Linked DNA regions of Homo sapiens: all the other regions are linked to region 1. The links are chromatin loops, found by intact Hi-C in ENCODE. Cell type or tissue: endothelial cell of umbilical vein. All regions are shown on one strand. Each heading gives the region's core, and the rest is flanking DNA. Links, peaks and the distances in the headings are about the cores only.

What was found. Hi-C counts contacts between places; a loop is a spot of excess contacts. Peaks named below come from ENCODE experiments on the same cell type or tissue, not always from the same donor. Only the 100,000 strongest peaks of a DNase experiment are listed, where the experiment ranks them.
Region 2: it touches region 1 in a loop (4-fold over the local background); 64 of 110 quality-filtered maps call a loop at or near these places.
Region 3: it touches region 1 in a loop (3-fold over the local background); 3 of 110 quality-filtered maps call a loop at or near these places.

What each region holds. Positions count from the first base shown.
Region 1 is chr12:115,994,926-116,002,703 of GRCh38, forward strand. It overlaps MED13L (mediator complex subunit 13L), which reads right to left. Exons shown (of 31, transcript NM_015335.5): 15 at 2,085-2,305; 16 at 1,551-1,756. Among named protein-coding and RNA genes, the nearest start is that of LINC02463, 110 kb to the left of the region's middle. RefSeq lists enhancers at 3,091-3,592, 3,476-3,525, 3,593-4,092. In endothelial cell of umbilical vein, for the core only: a CTCF peak has its summit at 3,334 (motif pointing right); a DNase peak (open chromatin) is centred at 3,356; H3K27ac peaks cover 306 bases.
Region 2 is chr12:116,705,076-116,712,853 of GRCh38, forward strand. SPRING1 (SREBF pathway regulator in golgi 1) reads right to left here. Exons shown (of 5, transcript NM_024738.4): 5 at 5,096-7,778. Among named protein-coding and RNA genes, the nearest start is that of SPRING1, 29 kb to the right of the region's middle. RefSeq lists enhancers at 2,747-2,796, 4,097-4,276. In endothelial cell of umbilical vein, for the core only: a CTCF peak has its summit at 4,028 (motif pointing left); a DNase peak (open chromatin) is centred at 4,046; H3K27me3 peaks cover 1,473 bases.
Region 3 is chr12:116,131,175-116,138,952 of GRCh38, forward strand. All of the region lies in intron 2 of MED13L (mediator complex subunit 13L), which reads right to left. Among named protein-coding and RNA genes, the nearest start is that of MIR620, 14 kb to the right of the region's middle. RefSeq lists enhancers at 330-831, 832-1,331. In endothelial cell of umbilical vein, for the core only: no CTCF peak of the experiment used is centred there; DNase peaks (open chromatin) are centred at 4,257 and 5,377; H3K27ac peaks cover 2,223 bases.

The DNA.
Region 1 (7,778 bases), core at 876-5,875:
GCGGGAGGCAGAGCAGGATTACTCCATTTTAAAGGGAAGACCCACGTAAAATGGTCATTTAAGGTCATGCATATAATTTTTGCAAGGCAGGAATTTCAGTCTTATTAATACTGCAAGTGTAGCTTCCTAAGTCTAGGATTCCTCTGTACTTTTCTGTCACCGTTTTTCTTTCTGACACTGACTTTATATACACAAGCAGGAAGTCTTGTTACGACATTAAAATTAACTTCATCAGGATGATTTTACAGAAGGTCACAAACTTGCAGCCCAGAGGCTGAGGCTGGACCACAAATTTGTTTTATTGGTTCCTTAAGCTCAGCACAATGGTGCTGAGCATCAGTAGTACCAACTCTTTTGCATTTACCCTGTCCATTTCATCTATATATTGCTTACCTGACCACAGCAGAAATCTGAATTTGTGGCCTTTTCTATCAATCAAATCACTTTATTTATTAAGAAATTATTCATCACAGGGAAAACTGATTCCATCATTGTTTAGCCTATCTGTTTGTTTTTGTGACAGGGTCTTGCTCTGTCGACCAGGCTGGAGTGCAGTAGTGCAATCTTGGCTCACTGCAACCTCCGCCTCGTGAGTTCAAGTGATTCTCCTGCCTCAGCCTCCCAAGCAGCTGGGTCACAGACACACACCATCATGCCCAACTAAATTTTTGTATTTTTTGTAGAGACAGGGTTTCGCCATTTGCCCAGGCTGGTCTCAAACTCCTGAGCTCAAGCAATCCATCCACCTCGGCCTCCCAAAAGTGTTGGGATTACGGTTTGAGCCACCGCACCCGGCCCTAGCCTATCTTCAACATATTCAGAACACTTACATTGGCCTACCATTGGGGAAATCATCTAACTCAAAGCCTGTTTTACAATAAAGTGCTGACTATCTCGTGTAATTTATCAAATACTGTACTGAAAGTAAAAAACAGATCGGTTGTATGGGTTCTCAAAGTACAGCATGTCCTGAACGTGTATTACTTTTACATCATCAAAAAGTCAAAAACTCCTGAGTAAATCCACTGTAAGTCAGGGACTGTCTGCATACAAAATTTCATTTAGAAAATAATGCACATTTTCCAGCACAAAATAATTTGCACAAAAACATGAACGACCAATAAAGGAAAGTTTCAAATGATATGCTACTTGTCATCATTTTTTCTTTCTTTTTTTTCTTTCTGAGACAGAGTCTCACTCTGTCGCCCAGGCTGGAGGGCAGTGGCGCGATCTTGGCTCACTGCAACCTCCACCTCCCGGGTTCAAGCGATTCTCCTGCCTCAGCCTCCCGAGTAGCTAGGATTACAGACTCCTGCCACCAAGCCCAGCTAATTTTTTGTATTTTTAGTAGAGACGGGGTTTCACCATGTTGGCCAGGCTGGTCTCAAACTCCTGACCTCAAGTGATCTGCCCGCCTCCACCTCCCAAAGTGCTGGGATTACAGGCATGAGCCACCGCGCCCGGACCTTGTCATCATTTTTAACAAACATTTAGTTAAGATAAAAATTGCATCAAATATGGCAAGTAAATGACACAATCCCTATACATACTTGTAGCCATCTCTAATGAAAGTGGCTGCAGGGGGCATGGGCAGTTGTTCAATTTTAGGAGGAATTGCCCATGAAGGCCGAAACAGACAGGCATCAGGTATCTTCAGAGGTAGCAAACAATGGCTCGGCAACATCTTCAGTGGAGCAAACATGGAGGATCCCACAAAAGGTTGAAAGGATGGAACTTTGTGCACATATGAAAAGTCCTGTGACAACAAAGTGGGGTCAGTGTTAATATTGGTAAACTCTGTAGAACACACCACAGTGGCATAGTGCTATCATAAAAACAGCAACCAAAATGATCGTATTTCAGTATTTCTCTCCTATGATCATTAGAAAATGCTAATGCAGAAATGTTAAATCAATCAAAAGACACTATTTAATATGCCTGCTGGTGTGCCTCATGTTCTAATTAAAAGGATTCTTAGGAACTTATGTATATATGGCACACAGACAATACCATTTTAAAGCAGATGTATGTGAATCCACTTGGAAACTGCTCTGCCCTGGAAATGTTAATATATTGACAACTACCTTAATTTCCTCGGGCTTGGGACTTCCTAATCCATCTTCCACTTCCATTTTGAATTCTGTGAGTTGTGTTGAAACCATACTGACCATAGGGCTCTCCATCATGCCTAATGCTGTCACTGTCTCTGAGCTGATCCCATCTTTATAATTCATCACAGGAGAAAATGCAGGATGCTGTTCCAAAGATGGTGGAGTGGGAAACATCCTTTGCAAGTCTGCAACTGCTAAAAATAAGAAATAAAAAAAATTTGTTTAATAGGAAGGGCTTCTAAAAAGTCCTAGCTTATAGCCAGGCGCACTCTTTGGCACCAAAAATAGTGCTAATTAAATGATCACATCAGTTCACAAAAGAATATTAATAATGGAAGTGACTAAGAAGAAGGCCATCAGCAGAGAATTATCTTTTTCTGGGTCTTGTTTTGTTTTGTTTCGTGAGACAAAGTATCACTGTATCACCCAGGCTGGAGTGCAGTGGCCTGATCTTGACTCACTGTAACCTCTGCCTTCCTCGTTCAAGCAATTCTTGTGCCTCAGCCTCCCAAGTAGCTGGGACTATAGGCACGTGCCACCATGCCCAGCTAATTTTTGTATTTTTGGTAGAAACAGGGTTTCACCATGTTGCCCAGGCTGGTCTCGAACTCCTGGGCTCAAGTGGCCCGCCTGCCTCGTACTCCCCAAGCGCTGGGATGGCAGGTGTGAGCCACTGTGCCTGGACTTTTCTTGGTCTTTATCACTAACTTCTTGATGCTTTATGGTCTGGCTTCACATTAATTAAGTAAACAAAGTCTACATAACTTGTATGTTTCTTCCAACAACTGATTCCCTGAAAAGTCTAAGGAGAGGAATTAAACAGAAAGTGGAAGCAATTAGATAGTTACCACTACTAAAGTTCTATCCCTGCTTTCAAGTATGTATAAAATATTACAAAAAATAAAAATTGTTTGGAGCTGATTACTCAGCTAGTTTGACAAATCCACTACACTTACAGCTGCTCTTTTGGGGAAACTCACAGCTGCTCTTTTGGGGAAACAGTTCCATATTTTTTCCAGACAGATATTAAAATGAAACTTCAAAGTTTCTTTTAAGAAATACTTAGAACAGCGGTTCTGAACTCCTTCTTTAAAAAAAAAGTTTCCTTTAATACACCTGTAGTAAAAAATTATCACTACAGTAGTTCATTAAGGCACTGATTCTTAAAAAGTAGACCTATTGAAAAGTTGTAGTTGTAAAATTTGGCCACTAGGGGGTGGCCTATGCAGCAAATTTTTTAAGTTTGGAGCCACAGGTTTTTAAATCAGTGATTTAATGTCCCAGTTTCCTATCCTATTGCTCTTTCCAACAACTTCAAGATTTAAACAGACCAATAATAACCACTGAATCACTAAGATCTGACTCCTAGCTCCGAATCAGAAATTAACACTGGGCAACTGTACCGTGCTGTGCTCACGGCTACCCAGTCCAGGTGCTGGGGACTTAGATCTGCTGTGGTCAGGTCACTTCCCCCCTTGGGGCCTTGGTTCCTTCATCTAACAGGGAAGGCAGGGCTAGATGGATGACTCTCAATGGGCCTACTTGCTTTGCTTTGTTTGTGAGGGGAGAGGAAAGCTTTCAAACACCTCAGCATATGGAGGCAGAAGAAAAGGTGAGAACTTCTGAATTACATAATCTTTACCGTGTTTCTAAGTGAAACAACTGTATAATCCTAAATCATTTAGCCTCTCTTGGCCTGTGGAGTTATTTGTAAAATAAGGAGAGGGAGAGGCCAATCAGCAGGGTTGTTAATTCCAACATTCATTTCCATTAGCGATGCTCCACTGCTACTTATTTTCTATAATAGGAATCTGTATCTGATTTCATTATACAAAAAAGTACCTGCTGCTTCTAAAAAAAAGAAGAAGAAAAAACTAAAAATCCCAAGTTGATCTTCAAGGCACCTTAAAAATTTATAGAAGTAGAAACATGAGCCAAGCCAAACAAGAAACTGGCAGAAAACTATTTGAGAGGCTACATAACCGATACACTCTGAGGTGGAAAAACAGGACTTAAAATGTAGCAGGAACCAGATCAGTAAGTTTTCTTTAAAACAAAGCCAAGATCTTTAATATAAAGTTAGTCTACACTGGAGGCCGGGTGGGATAGCTCACACCTATAATCCCAGTACTTTAGGAGGCCAAGGCAGGCAGATCATTTGAGGTCAGGAGTTCGAGACCAATCTGGGCAATATGGCGAAATCCTGTCTCTATTAAATAAATACAAAAATTAGCCAGGCATGCTGGCAGGAGGCTGAGGCACAAGAATCTCTTCAACTGAGGTGGCAGAGATTGCAGTGAGCCGAGATCTCGCCACTGCAATCCAGCCTCGGTGAAAGAGAAAGACTCTGTCTCAAAAAAAAAAAAAGTTCATCTACGCTTGAAATAAATCCATCACCTTTAACCTTTAGTCCCTATTCCTCCTCTCAAGCCGAAGAACAGCTACTACAAAACTGTAATATAATTTGAGTTATATTTTAAAACATAATTCTGCTTCATAAAATCTTCAAAGTCACATTGCCATAAATCTTAATAGCCAGTGTAGCTCTTTGTGAAGTACAGAAATTGTATAAATTCTCTTTAAGTTAAAAGGATGAGCTTAAACATAGCCTTTCTTATAAGTATCCTATGACACAAGATTTTGCAAAAAAAAAAAAATAGTTCTATTAAATTTGTTTTTACATTTCCTGTAAGAAACATAATAAAGGCATTTCCACCCACTTAGTGTTAGCTGACTTCTTTGATCTTCCTGAACGCACGCATATATCTCAGTTTTCAAAGCCTCAGCCACCCTGTTAATTTTAGCAAAGGTAAACAGAGAACACACAAAAAAGCAGGGATGAAATTCTACCTCCAAGAGAGTCACTTTATAAAGTGGTCTTTATCATTGTTACTATCAGATATTCTTAAGGAAGACTCAGTCTGTCTCACTTCAATTTCCTAATCCGTAAAATGGGAAAAATATCTACTTCATATTTTTTGTGCATATTGAGATAATGTATGCTCAGAAGTGAACACTTTGCTGCAAACATCTAAACATTCAGCAAATGATGAACTCAGTACAAATTAATTCTCCCTCCCAAACCTGGATTGGAAAAAGATGGAACCACTGTCAAGTTTTGGGACTTTCTGAAAATATATGACCCTAAAGAAATTTTGAGATGACCAAAGGGAATCGGACTCAAAGTGGGTAAAGCAGAAAGAACACACAGACTCCAAGAAACACTTTGGTCCTCCAAAATAGAAACATGATTTGTCTCTTCAATTTTCTTCCCAGAAAACGGCTAAAGCAAGGGTGGAAACAGCCACCAGGACGGACTGGAGGTGAGCTGTGCTGCCCACAGCGCTCTGCTTACTCCCATCCTGCCTATCTCTGCACTTCAGCGGGAACTCATAAGACACCCACCTGCTCCTGCCCAGCACTTTATGTATTCATGCACAGGATGGAAGACCTCCAACAAAGCAGCATTGTTGATTTCTTAGTGTTCTCCTCACCCCAGAGCACATGCCCAAGTCCCTTCCAAACCGTAAGGACTCTTGGAAAATAAACAAATGAACCAACCCCAAAATCCAACTCTTTCCTTTTGTCTATTCAAAGACTCATACTTTAAACTGATGTGCTTTCAAATGCGAAAATTTGTAAGAAAGTGGTTAATAATAAAACCTAATAAAAACATGTTTTTACTATAACACAATACTACCTTAACATAAACTTGATATTAAAGTAAACCTATTTGTCACTGTTTGTTGCTGTCTTCAGCATTACATTCACAAATGAATAATGAGGAACCTATGCTTTCCAACACAATATCCACTGGCCACACGTGGCTACTGAGCACCCAAAATGGGGCTTGACCAAATAGAGATGGGTTGCATATGTAAAACATACACTGTATTCCCAAAACTTCATACCAAAAAAAAAAGTAAAATATGTACAACCATTATATATTACATTTTTATAAAAAAAGTGAAATACTGCAATAATTTTATACTAATTACATGTAAAAATAATATTTTGGATACTTAAATAAAATACTGTATATTATTAAAATTAATTTCTTTTTTTAAATAGCCACTAGAAAATGTGAAATTGCACATGTGGCTCTCATTTGTGGCTTCCCTTGTGTTTCTACTGGACAGTGTTGTTTAGACATTAATTTTGTTTTGTTTCTGTTTTTTGAGATGGAGTCTTGCTCTGTCGCCGAGGCTGGAGTGCAGTGGTGCTATCTCGGCTCACTGCAACCTCCGCCTCCTGGGTTCAAGTGATTCTCCTGCCTCAGCCTCCCGAGTAGCTGGGATTAGAGGTGCACACCACCATGTGGTGCCAAGTTTTGTATTTTAAGTAGAGATGGGGTTTCACCACGTTGGCCAGGTTGGTCTCCAACTCCTGACCTCAAGTAATCTGCTCACCTTGGGCTCCCAAAGTGCTGGGATTACAGGCTAGACATTAACTTTTATAATACATTTGTCTTCCCACTGCAATGCCCAAAAATCTATTGCTGAGATTAAAATATCTTGCCAGGCTATTTTCATTGTCATTTCTTGGGAGGAAATACTGTGTGTTCCCCTCACTCCCCCACCCCATCCCACAAATACATATGCTCTCACGAACACATATTTATATATATGCTTTGTACACATTAAAATGATCCTCTGTATTCTTGCATATCTGGGTTTTCCTGGTGTTAATATTCTGTGCTACATTTCATATTGATTCGTTTTTATAACGTGCACTTTATCATAAAATTTTGAATTTTGAGTAGCTTCTTTTTGAAATAATTCTTTTTTGGATAGAAATGAGAGAAAGGATAGAGCACACAATATACTTCACTTGGCAATGCTGCTAACTAGCAGGATGTCTGCGAGTGAAAAGCCTTGGCTGAGTTATCAGACATTCTAACATTTCACATCACTACGCATCACGTCATGTCAAAAAGGGTAAAGGATCAATGGATTCAAAAAAGAGGAAAAACTCACTCATCTGACCTGCACATATCTATTTTAATACTGTTTCTTTTAATCTGTGAAGTTCCATGTTTGTGAAATTCTGCAGTGCAGAGTAATAAAACAAGAAAAATGTTTAACTAAAAAAACTACAGCAACGGGCTGGCTATCATTATTCATTTTCACCCATGTCATGCTTGAGAAAGCTTTGCATATTTTAAAAAGCTATGGATCCACTAAAGCTGTCAAAATCCAATCTCTGTATACTTCCCAACTTCTAGATTTGAGTAAATCAGCACTACATTTATAGGTTCATAAAGCTTTTTGACTCATCCCTATGACATGGTGGTTTTTCCCCTCAATTTGTTCTCATTACCAGCTGAAGTTAATGAGAAGGTGTTAAAGAATGATTTGCAATGGAATTATGTTTCTGCTTCAGAGTATCCACATAAGCTACCCTTTTTTTTCCTCTTGTAGAATAATTTGGTTTCTTAGGGCAAAGAATATACTCAAAAAAAAGAGGTTCATCTCTTTGTCAGCATATATGGTAAAACTAGTTGATCTCAAAAGGAAACACAAAAACTTTAGTATGCATCTTGAAAAGGACCACTGAAATCAAATATCCAATATCCTTGAGTGAATTATATTTATAAAAACAGAAACATTTTACACAGTCTTATAATAGAGTATCAGTTTGAAAAATCACTTGTGCAGCATTTATTCT
Region 2 (7,778 bases), core at 1,265-6,264, 710 kb after region 1:
GATGGAGTACTGGTCCATGCTACAACATGATTGAACCTTGAAAACATCATTTTAAGTGAAGGAAGCCAGACACAAAAGACTCTACTAAAAAGACCCTGTCTCCACTAAAAATACAAAAATTAGCCGGGCATGGTGGCATGTGCCTGTAGTCCCAGCAACTCGGGAGGTTGAGGCAGGAGAATCACCCAAACCCGGGAGGTGGAGGTTGCAGTGAGCTGAGATTGTGCCACTGCACTCCAGCCTGGCTGACAAGAGCGGAACTCCATCTCAATCAATCAATCAATCAATCAATCAATAAAATTGATAGTGGTAATGGATGCACAACTCTGTGAATAAAGTCATTGACTTGTATACTTCAAATGGGTGAATTGTAAGTAAATTATATCTCAATAAAGCTGTTACCAAAAAATCAAATGCTAGACTATTTAACATGGAAAACCATTCCCATTACATTGTTAGGTGAAGAAAGGGAGAGAGAGAGAATGGGGCCCCAGGGCTGCTGGGTTCCATAGCTCCCTGTGAATGATGGCCCTTGGAGATGCAGAATGAAATGTGGGATTTCACCCCTCTCCATGATCCATGCATGCGTGGTGGAAATTGACTCTGGCTGCCCAACTCCGCAGTGGCGTGCAACTCACTTTCTCTCCAACTCATCCTTCAAAGCCCTTTAAGGGATATTTGGTTACAACATGGTAAAATATAATGAGATTCCAATTTTTGTTTCTATTAAATATATTAATATATAAGCGCATGTGTGCATGAAAATAGATACACATCAAAGGATAACAGTGGTTGTCTACAGGTAGAAAGGTTATGGAGCTTTTATTTTCTCCTTCATATTTGTATTGCTCTAATTTTCTGTAATGCAGTGTATTAATTTGCAATTAGAAAAATATATATATGTATTTTAAAATGTGTCTATAACCCCAACACTTTGGGAGGCCAAGGTGGGCAGATTGCTAGAGTCTAGGAGTTCAAGACCACTTTGAGCAACATGGCAAAACCCCGTCTCTACAAAAATACAAAAAATTAGCCGGGCATGGTGGTGTGCACTTGTAGTCCCAGATACTCCGGAGGCTGAGGTGGGAGGATCACTTGAGCCTGGGAGGTTGAGGCTGCAGTGAACCGTGATCACACCAGTGTACTCCAGCCTGAGTGACAGAGCAAGACCCTGTCTCAAAAAAAAAAAAAATTAAAAGATAAAAATAAAAACATATTGTTTTATTCTGTAAGTCTTCTCTGCCTGCCTCACTCACATAGTAACACTCCTTTTATCCTCACATTTATAACCCTGTTTAACAGGTAGTGGCATAATTGCTTATCTTCTCCAACAGACATCTGAAGACAGATATCATTCCTAATTTATCATTCCATCCAAAACCCAGAAATGCCTGCCTTTGATATGCCTGGTGAACATAGTACGCATTACCAAATACTAAGCAGTATCTTCTGTGTGAAGCCTACATTAAAATTTTATTCAAGACTTTGTACCCTTTGAGGAGACAGTAATACAGTCCCTTCAATGCTTTATATTATCATGAAGGATTATTTCCCTTTTTGCCCTTGCTGCCAGGAAGCTTACTTGCATCAACTGTGTTGCTGGCTTACAGTTGCACATCTGATTCTAACTTTCTTCCTTGAGTCTAATGTGTGGCATTTCCTCAACTTCTTTTTGAAAATAAACCAGCTACACTCAGTGTAGCTCTATGCATGAGGTAGGAATAAATAAATAAATAGTGGCTACTCTGTTGAGGATAAAATATTTTCTTTGGAAATCCAAAGTGGTATTTTATCCTAAGAGGGATGGTAGCATCAACATCTAAGGGTGCTCAGGCACAATGTGTCCAGAACCAGAGGCTTGGAGCAACTCAGTTTTAAGCCCCGGAAGGGATGAAGCATCTTCCAGTTCTGTATACTCCCCAAGTACCTACACAGAGCTGGGCGAAGAGTAAGCACCCTTTAAATACCTGCTGCGTGAATACTCAGGGCTCAAAATTCCGTATCCTTGCCATGCAAGGGGTCACAAAGTTTAACCCAGGGTTTCTCAGCCTTAGCACTTCTGACACTCAGGCCAGTGAGTTCTTTGTTGTGGGCTGGTTGTCCTGGGTGTTGTGGGATGTTGAACAACATCCTTGGCCTCTACCCACCAGATGCCAGTAGCACCCCTGCACATAAATTTTTTGACAATCAAAAATGTCTTCGAACATTGCCAAATATCCCCTGGGGGCAAAATCTCCCTCTGGTTAAACAGCATGGGTTTTTGCCAGGTGTGGTGGCATGGGCCTGTAGTCCCGGCTACTTGGGAGGCTGAGGTGGGAGGATCACCTGAGATCAGGGATTGGAGACCAGCCTGGGCAACACAGCAAGATCCCATCTCTAAAAAAAAAAAAATTAAAAATTAGTCAGGCATGGTGGCTCATGCCTGTAGTCCCAGCTACTCAGGTGACTAAGATGGGAGGATCACTTGAGCCCAGGAGTTCGAGGCTGCAGTGAGCAGTGATTGTGCCACTGCACTCCAGCCTGGGCCACAAAGCAAAACTTTGTCTCAAAACAAACAAACAAAGAAACAAAAACAACAACAAAATGTCTTCAAACATTGCTTGAAGTGGGTGGTGTAAAATCTCCCACTGATTAAACAGCACTGGTTTCAAGCAACACCTTCCAGGTCCTAGAAGCCACCAACTACAATTCTAGAATACCAGGGCTGGAAGGACCCCATGCATTATCCTGTTGACATCCTTTCATAGACAGGCCAATGGGCCCAGAAATAAGAGACTGAGGCACAGCCCCTGCCCACAGGAAACAACAAAGGGTGATCAAAACGTGCCAAGGCAACGCGCTGCCCCGGCCCTGCTTGCACGCAGATTGGAGTTGCAGGTGGCTCCTCCATGTCATGGTGTAAACTTGTGCTAAAATTAACCTGAGCGTCTGAGACTTCCTCTATAAAATGACAAAAAAGAACACCTGGCTGGGCGCGGTGATTCATGCCCTGTAATCCCAGCACTTTGGGAGGCCAAGGTGGGCAGATCACCTGAGGTCAGGACTTCAAGACCAGCCGGCCAACATGATGAAACCCCATCTCTACTAAAAATACAAAAATTAGCCAGGCATAGTGGCATGCACCTGTAGTCCCAGCTACTTGGGAGGCTGAAACAGGAGAATCGCTTGAACCCGGGAGGCAGAGGTTGCAGTGAGCAGAGATCGCGCCACCGCACTCCAGCCTGGGTGACAGGACTCCATTCCAAGAGAAAAAAGAAAAGGAATGCCTGGCTGGGTGCAGTGGCTCACGCCTATAATAATCCCACCGTTTTGGGAGGCTGAGGCAGGCAGATCACTTGAGCCCAGGAGTTCAAGACCAGCCTGAGCAATATATCGAGATCCCCATCTCTACTAAACATTTTTAAAAAATAACTGGGTGTAATGATGTGTGCCTGCAGTCCCAGCTACTCAGGAGGCTGAGGTGGGAGGATCACTTGAGCCTGGGAGGTTGAGGCTACAGTGAACCAAGATCGCGCCACTGCACTCCAGCCTGGGTAACAGAGTGAGACCCTGTCTTGCTCTCTCTCTCTCTCTCTCTCTCTCTCACACACACACACAAAAGAAGAATGCTGGTCTCTGAAGATGGGGATGGGACGCTGCACGTGCAGAGTGGCACATGGCAAGTGCTTCATAAATGTTTTTCTTTGTCTGAGTATGAATGGTTAAGAGGCCTATCCCACTTTTCGTGTTGGCGGAGGGTGCAGGAGGAAGAAGGGGGTAGCTGTGAGTATTTATTTAAGCCTTGGGTCTTCTCTGCACCAGCAGCATGCCCAGTTCCCTCTTCTGCAAGGGCTACTTTCCTGAGTCCCTGTTCACAAAATCGCCCGGACCCAGGAAAGAGTCCTGATCTGTCATCCCCACCAGATGGTTCTCATCTATAGAAACAGCTTCATTGTTTTCAGGAGAGAGAGCTCCACGCAGGCACGGGGCCCATAATCTCTAGACAACGATCACATTGAGGACAGAAAACCTATGGCATTGGTGCCACCAAGTGGCACAGAAAGCAATTGTCGGTGTCTGTGCCACCCGCGCTGCCTTGCTCTCCACTTTCCATCTCTCCATCTTCTCCTCCTTCCCTTGAAATCGCACCGCAAGTGTCATTTGACTACACTGCCATCCTTCGAGGTCTGAAAGGGCTGCAGTGAGAAGAAAGGGCTTTACGATCACATGTGACTCGGCTCTGTAGTTCCTCCCCGTGCTAAATCAGGTCAATGAGCTGATTTGTGTCAAATAAATTAGCCCAGCCGGCTGCTAAGCTGCTCCAAGCCTATCTGTCTTGGGCTTCCAGGTTGGCATTTAGCAGGCTGCAGGCACAGCCCAGGCAGGTATGGATGCCACGGACGGAGCTCGAGGAGCACGCCCTGAAGTGCTGCCCAGATGCAAACCTCCCGGGAGAAACTGAGTCCAGCACGTGCCTAGGGAAGAGAGCACAGTGGATTCCAGCTCCCGACATCCTGCTGCAGATGCCACGGAGCATTTAGGAACATCTTTAGAAACTGAAGTCCTTTATACCCTCGAAAACCACCATGTAGACCAGCAGCTTGACAGGGCGGAGCTGGCTGGTGCTGGGGGAAATGTGGACTGCCTTGAGCTCAAATAATCTTACAACACCAGGTAGCCAGTAAGACGGTCCACAGATCCTCCCCTAGCCTTTTTATATTTTACATTTCTGCATTTAGCAATTCACTAAAATAAATGACAGGCTCAGGAGATCTGGAGTGCAGTTTTCCCGATCTCTGCTCTCTCAGGAAAGTCGAGTCACGCCGAGAGACACCCTGCCGTGACAGGTTTCTTCAGCATCCCTAATGCAGGTCAACTCCGGCCGCGACAAATGCCTATAATTTATTTGTGCAGAACAAAAAGACTTCCTTCCCCACTGCATAAAATCAGACAAGGAAAAAGCAGGCAAAGCTAAACTCCTGTGCAATTATGAAAGGGTTTTAACCTCTAACTGGGCTTCAATCTTCCAGGCAGGATGATAGAAGTGGAAAGTGCGCTTGCCTGCTCTGCAAATGAATTCGCTATCATTGGATTAAATCAATCTAACAGGAGCTAATTATTTTAAAATAATATGGACAGCAGGGTCCTACCTTTATTTACATACAAATACAAAATCCACGTTTATATACAAAATACAGGCAAAACGCTCCAGCGGAACTTTAATTAGTGGTTATCTCTAGGGGCTGGGAATCTAATTTGGCACAATTTAATTTCTTTGTAAGTTCATACATTTTAAGGTTTCTGCCTGGTAATCACAAAAGCAGAGAAAGGAAAACCTTTTACTGAGCTGAGCAATGCCTGTAGAAGCCCTGCTTAGTAGGAGTTCCAAGATGCTCTGTGTATCTCAGGTGAAGCACACCTAAATAATTGAGCACTGCATTAAGGCTCAGAAACGTAGTACCGTTGTGTGCTTCTCTGCCAAAAGGCAGCTATTTTTATGACAGAAAACACAGCAGCTGTTTTCACAGGTGCAGGGCAGCAGTACATGGGAAGTTGGTCCCAGCAGAGAAGGATATGGTGTCTCTTTAAAACTGGAGGAGGAAGAGGCAGAAAATGGTGAGCCCCAGTTGAAATCTGCAAGAGAGAAGGAGGAAGCCCTGGTTTGGAGAAAAACGGGCTCCAGATGGCTGGGCTACATTTGTCCTGTGAAAATCAAAAGCCTGGGACCCAGCCGCTGGGATACGAGGGCTCTGGTCTTGCTTTAACAGCCAGGGGGACTTTTGGCTTGTTACAAAAATTGGAATTTGGATCTGCAAGATACGCTAGCCATCACCCTTAATTGACAAATGAGGAAACCAAAGCCGGAGAGGGTAATTTACTCAAGGTCATTAAGGTCAGTGCTCTTGTCAATAAAATTAGGATATTGCTCACATACTTCATACTGCTTTTGTTACACACACACACACACACACACGCACACACAGAGCCAATGTATGGAAACATCCCTGAGAATATATAATGTCATCACATTTACTATTCAAATTAGCATCAACTGGTCAAATATTTATTCAGGTAGTAACTTACTCAACATTTCTATCTTGACATCCCCCAGTACAACTTAATACAATGCCCCAATCCCCACAGGACAGGACAACACTCTCTCTCGCTCTCTCTCTTCCTTAAGAATAGTGAGATGTGGCCAGGCGCGGTGGCTCACTCCTGTAATCCCAGCACTTTGGGAGGCCGAGGTGGGCGGATCACGAGGTCAGGAGATCGAGACCATCCTGGCTACTAACACGGTGAAACCCCGTCTCTACTAAAAATACAAAAATTAGCTGGGCACGGTGGCGGGCGCCTGTAGTCCCAGCTACTCGGGAGGCTGAGGCAGGAGAATGGCGTGAACCCAGGAGGCAGAGCTTGCAGCGAGCCCAGATCGTGCCACTGCACTCCAGCCTGGGCGATGGAACGAGAATCCGTTTCAAAAAAAAAAGAATAGTGAGATGTGACCAACATAGCCTGGAATCTTAAATTACTGATAATGGTGATTTCTCATTTAGACAACACTTTTTTCCCCTCCTCAGACAGGGTCTCACTCTGTGGCCCAGGTTGGAGCACACTGGCGCAATGACGGCTCACTGCAGCCTTGACCTCCTGGACTCAAGCCATCCTCCCGCCTCAGCCTCCTGAGTAGCTGGGACTACAGGTGTGCACTACCATGCCTGGCTCCTTTTTTTTATTTTTTGTAGAGACAGGGTCTCCCTATGTTGCTCAGGCTGGTCTCGAATTCTGGGCTCAAGCAATCCTCTCACCTTGGCCTCCCAAAGTGCTGGGATTACAGGTGTGAGCCACCACACCCGGCTGCCAACACCACTTTCGATTTTGGGATAATCTGGGTGCACAGTGATCAGAAGCTTACCTACCCCACGTTGCATAAAAAAAAGTATGAATTTAAAAATTCCAAGAGTAAACTACCCTATGAAAACCTCTGGCAGTGCTGATGAAAACACATTTCTGGTAGTGATATGTCTTGGTCCCTCTGGTCTCACAGAATGTGTAGTCCTGAGAAAAAATAAACCTGGACTCTTGGTAAAATATTTGAATAATTAACTGCTTTGCTCATTGGTTGTAACTGGCAAGTCATTCTCTTTACTACATTAAAGTCTGCACTTTCATTTTACAGACAGTCCTACAGTTCAACTCCAACATCAGGGACTGAGTCGTACACAGGAAGATCACTGAGTAGGTTCTGTGGAGACGCAGTCGGCCCATATGCACGTCACCACTCGGCTCCCAGCTCAGGTGCAGACCAACGGCGACCACTTGCTCCACTTTGCTCTGTGACAGCAGACGAGGTAAGGCATGTTGCAGATACATGCTGAATATAGGGATGCCTGTACACAAAACTGCACTCATGCTGTGATAACACGCAAAAGGTCACACACTGGAAGAGCCTTGCCCAACGAACGATAGACTAACAGGCCAGAGGCGGGGAAAGCTTCTCGGAGTCCCACTATCTTCTTTGTTTTTATTGCTCCTACTTACTTATGTGATACCTTTTTAGTAGAATGACTAGTTTTCTAAACAGAACCTGTAATGACAGGCTCACATTTCTTCCTCAACTCCCACCTCCAAAGCCACTCCATTCAAAGAACTGCTGGTGAGGTGCTGGGGAGTCAATCCGTCGTAGAGGGGAAGCGTTCTACCCCTCCAGATCCTTCTGCAGACAGGAGGGTGTCTGCATTCGGCGGAGTCCAAGAGTGCGGTGAGGACACAGTGGCAAAGGAATAATGCCATTCCTT
Region 3 (7,778 bases), core at 1,265-6,264, 140 kb after region 1:
TAAAGTTCCACTAGTTCAATTCTAATGCTTATTTTGGAGAGAAAGGAAGGATTATAAGGAAAGGAGATTGTTTATTTATGGAAATTATACACAAAATAATCAAACATAATCCATATTGTATGTGCCAGCTAAGCACATATTATAATACTAAACAGAGGAAAGGCTGTATCAAGATTCAGCACGCAAACTGTTCACCAGGTTGCACAGCAAATTGGAAAGGCAACCTCCATTAACCAGCATAAGTATGCTTACTTCTCTTTGCAAAACAGAAAAAAATTCACAGCTCTGCCACAACACTGTGTACAAATGATACTAAAGGTACTTCCTTCTCAAATCCTCATCAAATAAACTCTGCATTACGCTGGGCACAATGTCCAGAACTGTCATCTTTAACAGACGTTACGATGAAACTCTCTAGGTTTTAGGTTCTGGTTAAAAAAGAACCTTCACATTTATGTATATACATATGTTTTTGTGTGCATGTATCATTCAAAATCCCATTGCAATCACATTTTAGAAATAGCAGTACCAAGGCTGGGCACACCTGTAATCCCAGCACTTTGGGAGGCCAAGGAAGGCAGATCGCTTCAGCTCAGGAGCTCAAGACCAGCCTGGGCAACATGGCAAAACCTTATCTCTACCAGAAATACAAAAAAGTTAGCTGGGAGTGGTGGCACACGCCTGTAGTCTCAGCTTACTCAGAAGGCTAAGGTGGGAGAATCACTTGAGCCTAGGTGGCCAGAGGTTGCAGTGAGCCGAGATCACGCCACTGCACTCCAACCTGGGTGGCAGAGCGCAACTCCATCTCAAAAAAAAGAAAAACGCCAGGTGCGGTGGCTCATGCCTGTAATCCCAACACTGTGGGAGGCCAAGGCGGGCGGATCACCTGAGGTCAGGAGTTCGAGATCAGCCTGGCCAACACTGTGAAACCCCGTCTCTACAAAAGTACAAAAAAAATTAGCAGGTCATGACGGCAGGTGCCTGTAATCCCAGCTACTCAGGAGGCTCAGGTGAAGAATCACTTGAACCTGAGAGGCAGAGACTGCAGTGAGCCGAGATCGTGGCATTGCACTCCAGCCTGGGCAAGAGAGCAATACTTCGTCTCAAAAAAAAAAAAAAAAAAAAAATCAGTACCAAATAAAATACTAGCACATTATTTTACTGGCACATCTCTGGGACCTGCCACATGTACTCAAATTACTGGGCAGAGGATTAGTTTGTCATTTTTGCAGCAACTCTACTGTAATACCATTCTCTAAGTCTAAAGCACAAAATCTCTTTTAAAATATTATCGGATACTACAAAACATTAGCATTTGGAGTAAATGTCCTACACTCAAACTAAGTATGCTATTTCCACATGGAAATGTGATTTTCTTCTCTTTTCTACTTGCTTTTTTTTTTCCCTTGCAATTTCACTATATGCTAATTCTGAGCTACAAGGTGAAAAGAAAGGGAAGAAACAGGTCGGGTGCAGGGGCTCACATCTGTAATCCCAACACTTTGGGAGGCCGAGGTGGGTGGATCTTTGGGGTCAGGAGTTCGAGACCAGACTGGCCAACATGGCGAAACCCTGTCTCTACTAAAAATACAAAAATTAGCCGGGTGTGGTGGTGTGTGCCTGTAATCCCAGTTATTCAGGAGACTGAGGCAGGAGAATCACTTGAAACAGGGAGGCAGAGGCTGCAGTGAGCCGACACTGCACTCCAGCCTGGGTGACAAAGCGAGACTCTGTCTCAAAAAAAAACAAAAAGGAAGGCGAAGGGGAGGAAAGGAAGAAAGAGGAAAAACAGACTAACTGCAGGGAATGAAACGGTATCACTTGCTGCACAGTTGCAATTCCCTTGTTAGGAAAAAATAAAACTAATAATATTTGAAAACTATAAGTTTGATTTACTACTGATAACACCAGGCATAAAGAGAAGAATCTTTGACCATTCGATAGAAGGAAAATGAGTGAATGGGCACAATTATCTCCAACTAGTAAAAGCCAATAGCACTGTTCAAAAAAATGAGAACCAATCTCACCAGAGTTTGTTTTCTTTTTACTATGTGAGCAGACTTGAGTTTAAAATTTCCAAACTGTACTCACAAAACACAGTACTTTCTCTTGCAACACTTTCCCTGTGAGTCAACATTGCCTAAAAGTCCAATATTGAGTTTTCTTCTACCTGTAGGACTCTTAATGTTAAGAGGAGCAACAGGAAGTGCTAACAATCTGGAAACAGCCTGTGCCTGAAGAAGAGCTCAATTCAGCATGACGGTAGACCAGGCTGGTACTGTAACTCTTGGTTCTGCTCAGAAGCTGGTCTTAACGGGCTCTAGGACCATGGTAACTCATGTGAGGCCCCTAGATATAGGCAGGCAGGCCCCTGAGCCCACAGTTCGCCCCATCTGACAAACAATATTTTCCAAAGATAGCTCACAATATATCCCATATTACATGCCTTTTCTTACAGTGCGACACTATCAGTCTTCCTATCAAGTGATAGGATCAATATTCCCTCCCCTGGATCTGGGTAGCTCTTTGTAACTGCCTCAACAAACAAAATATGGCCGAAGTGACTGTATGTTAGTCTCCAAGTCCAGAGCATAAGAAACTGATAGTCTCCACATCTGCACTCAGGAAGATCACTTTTGGAGTGCAACCACCCTGCTGTGAGGAAACCTAGTCCACACGGAGCAGCCACATGTAGTTCTTCTGGCCAACTGTCTCAGCTGACATCTCAGCCAAAAACCAGCATCGACCACCAGCTATGTGAATAAAAACACCTCCCGAGGCAATCAGCCCCCAGCCTGACAGAAAGACTGCAGTCTTGGAGCCCTTCCAGTGGAGCCCTCAGACATCCTGGAGCAAAAACTACTGGTCCCTATTGTGCCCTGTCTTAAGTTCTGACCCACAGAGTCCATAGGCATAATAAAATAAACTGTTTTTTGCTACTGAGTTTTGATATTAGATGATATACATCCAGTGCAACCACTGTCCCAGGCAGAGTAGATTCATAACTCATTCACAAAAACAAAATTATTGTACTTCACACTAGTTTTGCAGTAACATAATCTGGATGATTAGTGTTGGATGATAAATCATTAAGGTAGAAGCAGTATACTGAGAGACGAACTAAATTTCAAAGGCACCCGATTTCATTTTAGAAAGCACATTATGAACAAAAAGATACAGATTCAGTGAAATGAAATGCTGAATTTACAATTTATATTACATATTAATAAGAAAATTTTTATGAGAACCCTGGTGATATAACAGGGTACTAGGACGGTCTCAGCGGTGAAGCAAACTGGCTATGTGGCTGAATTTTAATTCATGTATCTATTCATTCAGCAAGTGAATGGATATGATATCTTAGGCACTATTATAGGGGCTGAAAATTCAGCAGTGAACAGATTTTTCATAAAACTTTCATTTTAGTTGAGAGAGGCAGAGAGTAATAATTTTACTTATATAAAATTATTCAAACCCCTGTTAAATGCAAGTTAAATGCAATTAAGTCTTTTACCTTATTTACCTAAAAGACAACATGTCTTTTAACCCATGTTAACCATGTTATGCTATTTACGATGATACGCCAGTTTTAAAACAAGACCCCAAGTGTCTGACACTCCTCCCACTGAGAGGTAAGGCCTGTATTTCTTTCCCTTAAAAAATAGGATTTATGGTTGCTTCAAGGAAGGAGTAGGATGAAAGCAACACCATGTGGCCGGGCGCAGTGGCTCACACCTGTAACCCCAGCACTTTGGGAGACTGAGGCAGGCGGATCACGAGGTCAGGAGATGGAGACCATCCTGGCTAACACTGTGAAACCCTGCCGCTACTAAAAATACAAAAAATTATCCGGGTGTGGTGGCATGTGCTTGTAGCCCCAGCTACTAGGGAGGCTGAGACAGGAGAATCACTTGAGCCTGGGAGGCAGAGGTTGCAGTGAGCTGAGATTGTGCCACTGTACTCCAGCCTAGGCAACAGAGCGAGACCCCGTCTCAAACAAACAAACAAACAAAAAAGCAAGTGACAACACATAATCTCTATGGGTAGGTTAGAAAAGCCATGCAAGCTTCCATCTCATTCACTGGAACACTCGCTCTGAAAGTCCTGAGTAATAAATCTAACTCCTCTGAGGCCACTATGCTGAAAGGAAGCCTAAGTTACATGGAAAGGCTACTTGTAGGGACTCCAGTCAACAATCCTAGCTCATCCATGCCCTCACATGAGTCACAAATGTGAATAAAAAGGCCTCCAGATGATCTTGGCACCCAGCCATTCAATTATACTAGCTTTGCCAGCTGAAGGTCGAGACATCACAGTGCTGAAACAAACCATATCTATTATGCCCTTTCCAAATTCTTGACCTAAAGAACCTGTGAACATAATGAAATGGTTGCCATTTTATGCCACCAAATTTGGGGTGGTTTGTTACACAGCAAAGGATAACTGGAGCAAGTGGTAAGATCACACTATAATATAAGGAAGTAGTATTTGTTCTAAGACCTAATGCTATCAAGGAACCAGGCTCGTGAGATGAAGGAATAGCTATTCAAATAGGGAGAGGAGCAAGTACATGTCCCTAAAGCAGGAAGAAACTTTAGTATAAGTCAATCAGATACACAAAGGCTAGCTGATCAGTTTTGTGATCCTTGATGAGTTATCCAGAAACTATGTTCAGTATACACAGAAGCCACTGTGCTGCTTCAAGTGGGGCTGTTTTTCAAAGATTCCCTTTTTTTTTTTTTTTTGGTGGACAGAGTCTCACTCTGTTGCCCAGGCTGGAGTGCAGTGGCACGATCTCGGCTCACTGCAACCTCCGCCTCCTGGGTTCAAACAATTCTCTGCCTCAGCCTCCCGAGTAGCTGGGATTACAGGCACCCGCCACCATGCCCGGCTAATTTTTGTATTTTTAGTAGAGATGGAGTTTCACCATCTTGGCCAGGCTGGTCTTGAATTTCTGACCTCATGATCCACCTGCCTCGGCCTTCCAAAGTGCTGGGATTACAGGCGTGAGCCACTGCACCCGGCCTCAAAGATTCTTTTGGCTGTTGTTGTGTCTCTTGATGTTTAATGAGGAAACTGAACTAAGTGCTATGGTCCCTTCATATCTACCATGCAAATAAGTGTTTCTCAAATTGGGGCTCTAGAAAATCCTTAAGCTTAAAATTAATGCTTATTTGTGCTCATCAGAATGATCTTCTCATAACTGAGTATCACCACACAATCTCAAGGCTAATGAGAAGAGAACACAGACCAAAAAATAAGTGTGTATGTGTGTGTGTATGAGAGAGAGGGAGAGAGAGAGAAAGAACGATGCATTCACGCCAAATGAAGCCACAGTAAGTTATGCTAAAGTTTTACAGCATTTCAAACAAGAGGAAATGGTGGAAGACTTGAGTCATCACACCATCCACAGAACAGGCAAGCCAAAATTAAACAGATTTGTTTCTAAGAAGTCAGTACCAAATTTTTGCTATGAACAGAAACCTGCGTTCAAGTAAACATCAGGTGGCATATAATATTATGCTCTTAATCTGTATTTTTATCAGCTATAGTTTTGATTATATTTAACCTATAAAACCATTTCAGTTTTATAATCATATAGTAGCTAGAAGCATAATATAATCAAGTGTTTACATTAATAAGAGTGAACATAAACTGGTGACCTTCACAACATAGTAACACATATTACATGCACACTTTCATGAACATTTGATTTTCCTGAATAAACTTGAGATCCTAGGTGAACCACACCAATTATTTTAAGTTAACATAAACAGAAGACAATTGAGGTAAATCATCAGTAAAAATTTAAAAACCAAAAATAAGTTATTTTGAAATAATTCTGTGTTGGAATAGTCTTCTCCTTCCAACTCTGTCTTTACATGGCTAAATCCTTTTCATTCTTCATTCCCTGTATGAACATCTCAGGCCACTGCAGCCCAAATTTTGAGCATCTCTAAACTACCAGATATTGTCTATGCCATTCCTACACCTGCTGCTTGACATTGTTCGCTATTTTGTGCATCCTTCTTGTCACTAAGATGAATGATGATGTAGTGATAATGGAAGTAGTGGTGGTGGTATGATAAAGATGAGGACAACAATGGCAGTAGCTATCAATTACTCAGTGATAATTTGTGTTCCAATAACATAATTCACCTCCATAATACTCTTATGAGGTAGACAAATATAATCTCCACTTTACAGATATAGAAATCAAGTAACAGGAATTATGTAATTTTCTCAAGGCCAAAAAGATAACAAATGAATGAGCTAGAAACAGAAAACTCTGGTCTGCTTTGTAACACCAGTATTAAACAAAGTATGGGCCTTTGGAAACTCACGGGGTTTCAGAATCACAGAGGATGTGAAAGCTGGGTAAAAATTATGAGGTACTCATAATTTTGAAGTACTCATAAATTATGAGGTACTCCAAGTGACATTAAAATCCCAGGGAAACAGGCTTTGGAATCTATTAACAAGCTTTCCAAGTATATTCTTATATTGAAGATTAAGCAGCAGACTGCACCCAGCGTTATTTTGCCTCCATCTAGACTATGGTATTTCTGAGAATACAGACAACTTGTATAAACTTGTCTAAAAAATACGGTGTTGTACCTTGGAAACAGTAAGAGCTCAATAAATGCTTGTTACTTTTATACCTTTATAATGAGGTAATTTTTTTTTTTTTTTTTTTTTGAGATGGAGTTTTGCTCTTGTTGCCCAGGCTGGAGTGCAATGGTGCGATCTCAGCTCACTGCAACCTCCGCCTCCCAGGTTCAAGCAATTCTCCTGCCTCAGCCTCCCGAGTAGCTGGGATTACAGGCGCCTGCCACTACATCCGGCTAATTTTGTATTTTTAGTAGAGACAGGGTTTTACCATGTTGGCCAGGCTGGTCTCGAACTCCTGACCTCAGGCAATCCGCCCGCCTCAGCCTCCCAAAGTGCTGGGATTGCAGGCGTGAGCCACCACGCCCGGCCTGACATAAATTTTTAAAACCCATTATTTCAATTCTATATTTGTTAAAATCTAGAAGGATCTAAATACTCTACAAAATAAATTTTATAAAACATAGCCCTATTGTTTAGGTATTTAAAGCCTAGACTTAGGAGAAAAAAATTTTAATTTCAATAATTTTCAAGGACTTTTTACATATCAGGGTTTGTTGCTGTTACGTACAGGGACTGGAGTACAGGACAGGGAAGGGTGGTAACAACATTGAAGCTGTAAAGAAAGTGAAAGAACTGAAGACCTCTTGGGTGGTCCCTGGAATTCTCTCTCAATGTTCTTTTCTGCAAGGGAAGCAGCGGCCAAGCTGGAATGCTCACAAAGCTACAGCGTCTTTTTATGGGTTCCATCTAGCTCTAGAGTTTTATGATTCAGTAAGGTGGGTGGTAAATTAAGCTGCTGCTGTCTTCCCACAGACTTGTTTGTGGCCATCAGGACAAATCTGGGGAAGCTCAATTAACACATGTCTGACCTTGGTCAAGTCATAATTCCTCAAAAAACATCTGCAATATTGTGACCTAACAGAAAATTCTAAGCAAATGTTAGTCATTGACAGTGAAATGTGTGAACACTTTATTCTGCAGCATTTTTTGTTTCATTGTGTTTAACCAATCATTCTAAGCCAGTAAAGTTCAAAGTGTTTTAAGATAACTAAAATCTCTGACTTGGGATGTTCTCTTTAGTATTTAAGATGAAAGGGAAGAAAAAAGTGATTTCAAATCAAACCTCCCTTAAGTGCCTATTTGACTAGTAACTGCTTAAATTCAGG